2 separate regions of the Homo sapiens genome follow, and region 1 is linked to region 2. The links are chromatin loops, found by intact Hi-C in ENCODE. Cell type or tissue: endothelial cell of umbilical vein. All regions are shown on one strand. Links, peaks and the distances in the headings refer to the core of each region. The heading gives the core; the rest is flanking DNA. Region 1 overlaps MAP2K6 (mitogen-activated protein kinase kinase 6). Region 2 overlaps MAP2K6 (mitogen-activated protein kinase kinase 6).

The links. A loop is a pair of places that touch in the nucleus more often than their neighbours do. Peaks named below come from ENCODE experiments on the same cell type or tissue, not always from the same donor. Only the 100,000 strongest peaks of a DNase experiment are listed, where the experiment ranks them.
Region 1: a loop joins it to region 2, with 2.3 times the contacts of the local background. A loop is called at or near these places in 4 of 110 quality-filtered maps.

The regions. Positions count from the first base shown.
Region 1 is chr17:69,449,507-69,452,309 of GRCh38, forward strand. The region is part of intron 1 of MAP2K6 (mitogen-activated protein kinase kinase 6); the gene reads left to right. Among named protein-coding and RNA genes, the nearest start is that of MAP2K6-AS1, 35 kb to the right of the region's middle. RefSeq lists an enhancer at 1-95. In endothelial cell of umbilical vein, for the core only: no CTCF peak of the experiment used is centred there; a DNase peak (open chromatin) is centred at 1,565; H3K27ac peaks cover 1,597 bases.
Region 2 is chr17:69,517,318-69,520,120 of GRCh38, forward strand. It overlaps MAP2K6 (mitogen-activated protein kinase kinase 6), which reads left to right. Exons shown (of 12, transcript NM_002758.4): 4 at 183-296; 5 at 1,996-2,115. Among named protein-coding and RNA genes, the nearest start is that of MAP2K6-AS1, 33 kb to the left of the region's middle. In endothelial cell of umbilical vein, for the core only: no CTCF peak of the experiment used is centred there; a DNase peak (open chromatin) is centred at 1,704; H3K27ac peaks cover 1,123 bases.

The DNA of each region.
Region 1 (2,803 bases), core at 238-2,737, 68 kb before region 2:
TTCTTTCTTTGTCTTTCTTTCTTTGTCTTTCTTTCTTTCTTTCTTTCTTTCTTTATTTCTTTCTTTCTTTCTTTCTTTCTTTCTTTTTCTTTCTTTCTCTCTCTTTTTTTTTTTTTTTTTTTTTTTGAGACGGAGTCTCGCTGTCGCCCAGGCTAGAGTGCAGTGGCGCGATCTCGGCTCACTGCAGGCTCCGCCCCCTGGGGTTCACGCCATTCTCCTGCCTCAGCCTCCTGAGTAGCTGGGACTACAGGCGCCCGCCACCTCGCCCGGCTAATTTTTTGTATTTTTAGTAGAGACGGGGTTTCACCATGTTAGCCAGGATGGTCTCGATCTCCTGACCTCGTGATCCGCCCGCCTCGGCTTCCCAAAGTGCTGGGATTACAGGCGTGAGCCACCGCGCCCGGCCTCTTTCTCTCTTTCTCTCTTTCTTTCTTTATCTTTCTTTCAAGATGGAGTCTCACTCTGTCACCCAGGCTGGAGTGCAGTGGCGCGATCTTGGCTCACTGCAACCTCCGCCTCCCAGGTTCAAGTGATTCTCCTGCATCAGCCTTCCAAGTAGCTGGGACTACAGGTGTGCACTACCACACCTGGCTAATTTTTTTTTTTTTTTTTTTTTTAATAATTTTAGTACAGACGGTGTTTCACCATGTTGGCCAGGCTGGTCTTGAACTCCTGACCTCAGGTGATCCACCTGCCTCGGCCTGCCAAAGTGCTGGGATTGCAGGCCTAAGCCACCACACCTGGCCTTTCTATTCTTATTTTAAAGATACAGCATTTTACAAGCAGTAGGCACTGCATGAATTCATGTAGTTTGATTTAAAAATGAATCACAATAAAGTACTCGGCTTGACTCTGAGTCTGAGGCAGTAGCATCCGAAAAGGTTGGTCTCCAAGTTGCCTGGCCAGGAGGTAACCAGATGGTGCACCTGCACCCTCCCCTTGGACCAGCAAAAATTGCTCCTGTTTCCACAAGTGCTTTTTTCCTTGATACAGAGACCCTTGGGTTTGGGATGAAGCCTTAGAGGTCATGCCCTGTCCCAGCCTTCATCCATGCTTTGCCTCTCTGAAACAATCTGGAAGTAGGACGTGGGAGGTCAAACTTATGATTCACATTTGGGGCAACGGAATGTCTTTTCCTTGAGACATTTTTAAGACTTGTACTTCATGATAAAGTTGAGCTAGGAAGTGGGGCCAATTTTTTTTTTTTTTTAGTTTATTCATTAAACACATCTCATGAGTATACTTTTTGCCAGTTACTAAAAATATAAATAAGACCCTGCCCTCAGAGTAGTTACAGTCTAGACAGTAGAGTTTTGTAAACAGAAATATGTAATAAAATATAAGAAGAGCACTATGATAGAAAGTATTTATGACACATGCAGACACACAAAAAGGAGGGTTCTGCTTCACCTTTGAGTGAAATGGGATGGGTGGAGGTGAATCCTGAAAATGTTTATGGAAGAGATTTTATGTGAGCTGGATCCAGAGCATTGAGTAGGTTTGCATGAGTCAGACAGGGAAAGGAAACATACTCTAGACAGAGAAAACAGCGTGAATAAGGGCACAGAACCTCAGCGCATCCTGGAGGTCTGAGATTTGCAAGAATTTGTCATGGCTGAAGCGAAGGCAAACAATTAGAGTTAACAATAGCGAATGGTCAGGGGCTATCAGTGGTGTGCTCAAGCTGGCTTGTGTCTGGCTTATGGGAACTGGGTATTAAATAGCCAGTCATTTTGCAAGCCGGTTGCAAGCCGGTGGTAGCTGGAGATCAACAGTGGTGGAAATATTTGCACCGTGGAAATCAGCAAATGCTACACATTAGGGCCTTCTCTCCCCACCCCACAAACCAAAGAGCTGCTTTCGCAGCAGATCACTGATTGTGACCCCTTGATGCGACTCTAAAAATTATTTTAGGACTCTTCAGTGCAGGCGATGAGAAGTGAATGTGGAAAGGTTGGCAGGGAAGAAACATGGTCAGGTTTGTAATCTAGAAAGACAGCTCTCTGTTTTTGGTCTTGCCCTTCAGGAAAGAGACCCAAGAGGGGAGATTTGCATACAGGAAGTTTACTGGGGAGTGTTCTTGGGACCAGCATTTGAGGGGACGCTAACAAAGCAGGTTTGGGCAAAGGAGGAGTTGAATGAGGAACCAGCTGTAACAGATTCACCTGGTCCCACAGGGAAGCTTTGGAGGTGGAGTGGCCCTATCCAGAGAGGCAGAGAGGTCAGGCCTTTATACCCCTGTGCTGAGCATGACTGGATACAGGCTGCCCCTGCAGAGGGGCACATAACCATAGTGAAGTGGTTCTCTTTCCCTGAGGGCAGTTCCTGGAGAAGGCTCAGCAACTAGAGGAGAGAGTGCCTCAGGCTGAAGGTGATTCTGGTGGTGCACTCCAGCATGCACTGCACACCGCTGGCAGTCTGGAGAATGTATGAGATCCCTGGAGGTGGGTGGCAAGGAGGCTGTTGGGAGTGTACTGTAATAGTCCATGTTGAAGATGATGAAGGCCTGAGCTAAAGTAGCAGCGGTGGGGATGGAGGCAGTAGGAATGCGGCAACAAGAGTGTAGGTAGAGTCTATGGACAAGTTCCCCTAACGCAGTGCTTCTCAACGGAGGGTGGGAGGTTACCCCTAGGGTACATTTACAACATCTGGAAGCAGTTTAGGTTTTCATAACTGGGGTAGGGGGAGGGTGTTACTGGCATCTAGTGTGTACAGGCCGGGGATGCTGCTGAGTATTTGATACTGCCCAGGACCATCCCCACAATAAGAATGGGCAAGCTCAAAATGTCAGTAGTACTGAATT
Region 2 (2,803 bases), core at 182-2,681:
CTAGACATCTCTTGGCCCTTCTTGTAGCTTCTTGCTTTCAGAGGCTGCTTTGACATGCTAGAAAATCTTCTGGCCCAGAAATAATCCTTAGAACATTGAGAGAAACGAGATAGAGGATAATGTGCTCTCTGTTCTGTTTATTTTTCTCTTTCCCATTGCATTATTCCTTTTCTCTCTTGCAGAACTTTGAGGTGAAGGCAGATGACCTGGAGCCTATAATGGAACTGGGACGAGGTGCGTACGGGGTGGTGGAGAAGATGCGGCACGTGCCCAGCGGGCAGATCATGGCAGTGAAGGTAGAGTTGACATTCTCCCAAATGTTTTATATCTGCTGTGTATACATTTGTCCACCTCAATTGTCAACCAGCCCTTTTAATAGAAGCAAAACCATCTTCCGTAGGGTAAAACAGAAAAGATTATTTGCAGGGAACAGTATTTTCCTCCAAAGGTATGGAAAAGTCTTCCTTGGTGTGAGTTGTATCTACTTTTTATTTGTTTTTTTAACTCTTAACTCTCCCTCCACCCATTCTTCTACCATTTTTAATTTTTACAAAACTACCATGTCATCATCACACTTAAAAATAATTAATGGCCCAGGTGTGGTGGCTCACGCCTGTAATCCTAGCAGTTTGGGAGGCCAAGGCGGGTGGATCACGAGGTCAGGAGTTCGAGACCAGCCTGGCCAACATAGTGAAACCTCGTCTCTACTAAAAATACAAAAAATTAGCCAGGCATGGTGGCACACACCTGTAGTCGCAGCTACTTGGGAGGTTGAGGCAGGAGAATCACTTGAACCCGGGAGGTGGAGGTTGTGGTGAGCCGAGATCGTGCCACTGCACTCCGGCCTGGACAACAGAGTGAGACTCCATCTCAAATAATATTAATAATAATAATAATAATAATGATACTTCCTTCATCTAATCCGGAGTCCAAATGAAAATTTCCTTGATCATCTCAAAGTGTGTGTGTTTGTTTTGTCCTGTTGGATTTTCAAATCAGCATCCCAATGAAAGTTTACGTATTGCATTTGGCTGTTATGACTCATAGATCTCTTTTATTCTATATTTTGTTGCTTTTAAAGAATTGCCTCTGAAAATCAAGAAACCAGAATTGGGAGAGAAAATTGTCTCCATTTGTGGAAAAAGGAGGGTAAAATATATCTAGAGTAAATTTGCATAGTTTTTGAGCTATGAAAGGAAATTTAAAATCATTTCATATTATTGAGTAGGTGTTTGGAGGATCATAAAGAATTAACATCTCTAGCTGAGTTAATAGATTGGGGCTATTGTTAGGAATAATCAGGTGACTTGGATCCTTTTGCTTTTAAAGAATGGGAATACTTTTATCTTGTAGATTTTTCAGTCTGTTCTTCTGCTGACTTGCTAAGTAGGCAAAAAGTGTGAAGTCCCAGTGATATTGTATCTCTCCTATCATTTAATGACATAATCATGTTTCTGTAAGGCTACATTTCCTAGTGTGACAGATTGTTCTTCCCTCAGAAGCACTGGGATAGGAATGAACAGTTTCTCTATTTCTCTAATTGCTTCTATTTTGTATAGCTGTACCAATTCTCTTACAGTTGCTGTTCCCTCCAAATACTCTTACATGTTCCCAAAGAAGAGCTTTTGGCTTTTTATTTTCTTGGGACCCCAGATAAGCAGCAAAGTCCTTAATATTGTGCCCTCTTTGCACTGAACAGACATAATACAGTAAACCAGATTGTTTTCATACCTTGGAAATACATTCCAAAACATTTTGTCACTCTCCAAAACACACTATCAATTTGTTTCTTACCAGGACTATTCAGGAAATCAAATGAGTAACAGCCTTCCTTATTTTCATGTGTTACAAATAGCTAATCACTTTGGGTGGCTATTCACAATGTCATCGCCAGAACTTGTGTCATGAACTATTTTCACGATGGGACTCCTTCAGGTCCCTGCCTGCCTCATCCTCAGAGTAGTAACCATAAATTTTCCATGCATTTCCATTCAGCGGATCCGAGCCACAGTAAATAGCCAGGAACAGAAACGGCTACTGATGGATTTGGATATTTCCATGAGGACGGTGGACTGTCCATTCACTGTCACCTTTTATGGCGCACTGTTTCGGGAGGTAGGTGACCCTTCAATTCAAAGTCCAAGAGGAACAATAACTTAAAAAGAAGTTTCTTTGATCACGTAAATGCCTTCACAATCATGGAGCTCTTTCTTGTTTGACACATCTTGTATACGGGGGTTTACGTGTGTGCAATGATGACATGCCCTGGAGCAAGGTTGGATTGAAATTATGGTATTTTCAAATGTGGTTAGCCTTTTTAAGATGTGGAGTTTCTCGTCTCCTTTCTTTTTTGTTTTGTTTATCTTGGCAGAACTTTCTATATCGCCTATAGACTGATTTGCTTAGATCTCTTATAATTTGAAATATTCTGGTCTTTTGACTGCTTTAGGAGCTTCATCTAGCCTACTTGTGTACTATATAGACTTACTTTGATCTCTTTTCTCTACCTCTGTTTTCCACTTTAGCGTTATATGGATTATGAGGCTTCACCTCATTAAAACCAGCTTTTTGACTGACTGTTGCTGGTATTTAGTGTGAGAGATACGACATGGAGGAGGCATCTAGACCTAACTCCTAGACAGTGGTATCAGTAAAGGCCTGGATATCTGGGGTTGTATTGCTTATGTCTGTTAGTAATTAGATTCCATTTTTCATTAAGGGGTAGGAGAGCACATGCAGGTTCTGCTTGGCTACCTACTGGTTTGCTCTTTGTAGATAACCTTGCTTATTTGTAAATTCCTTT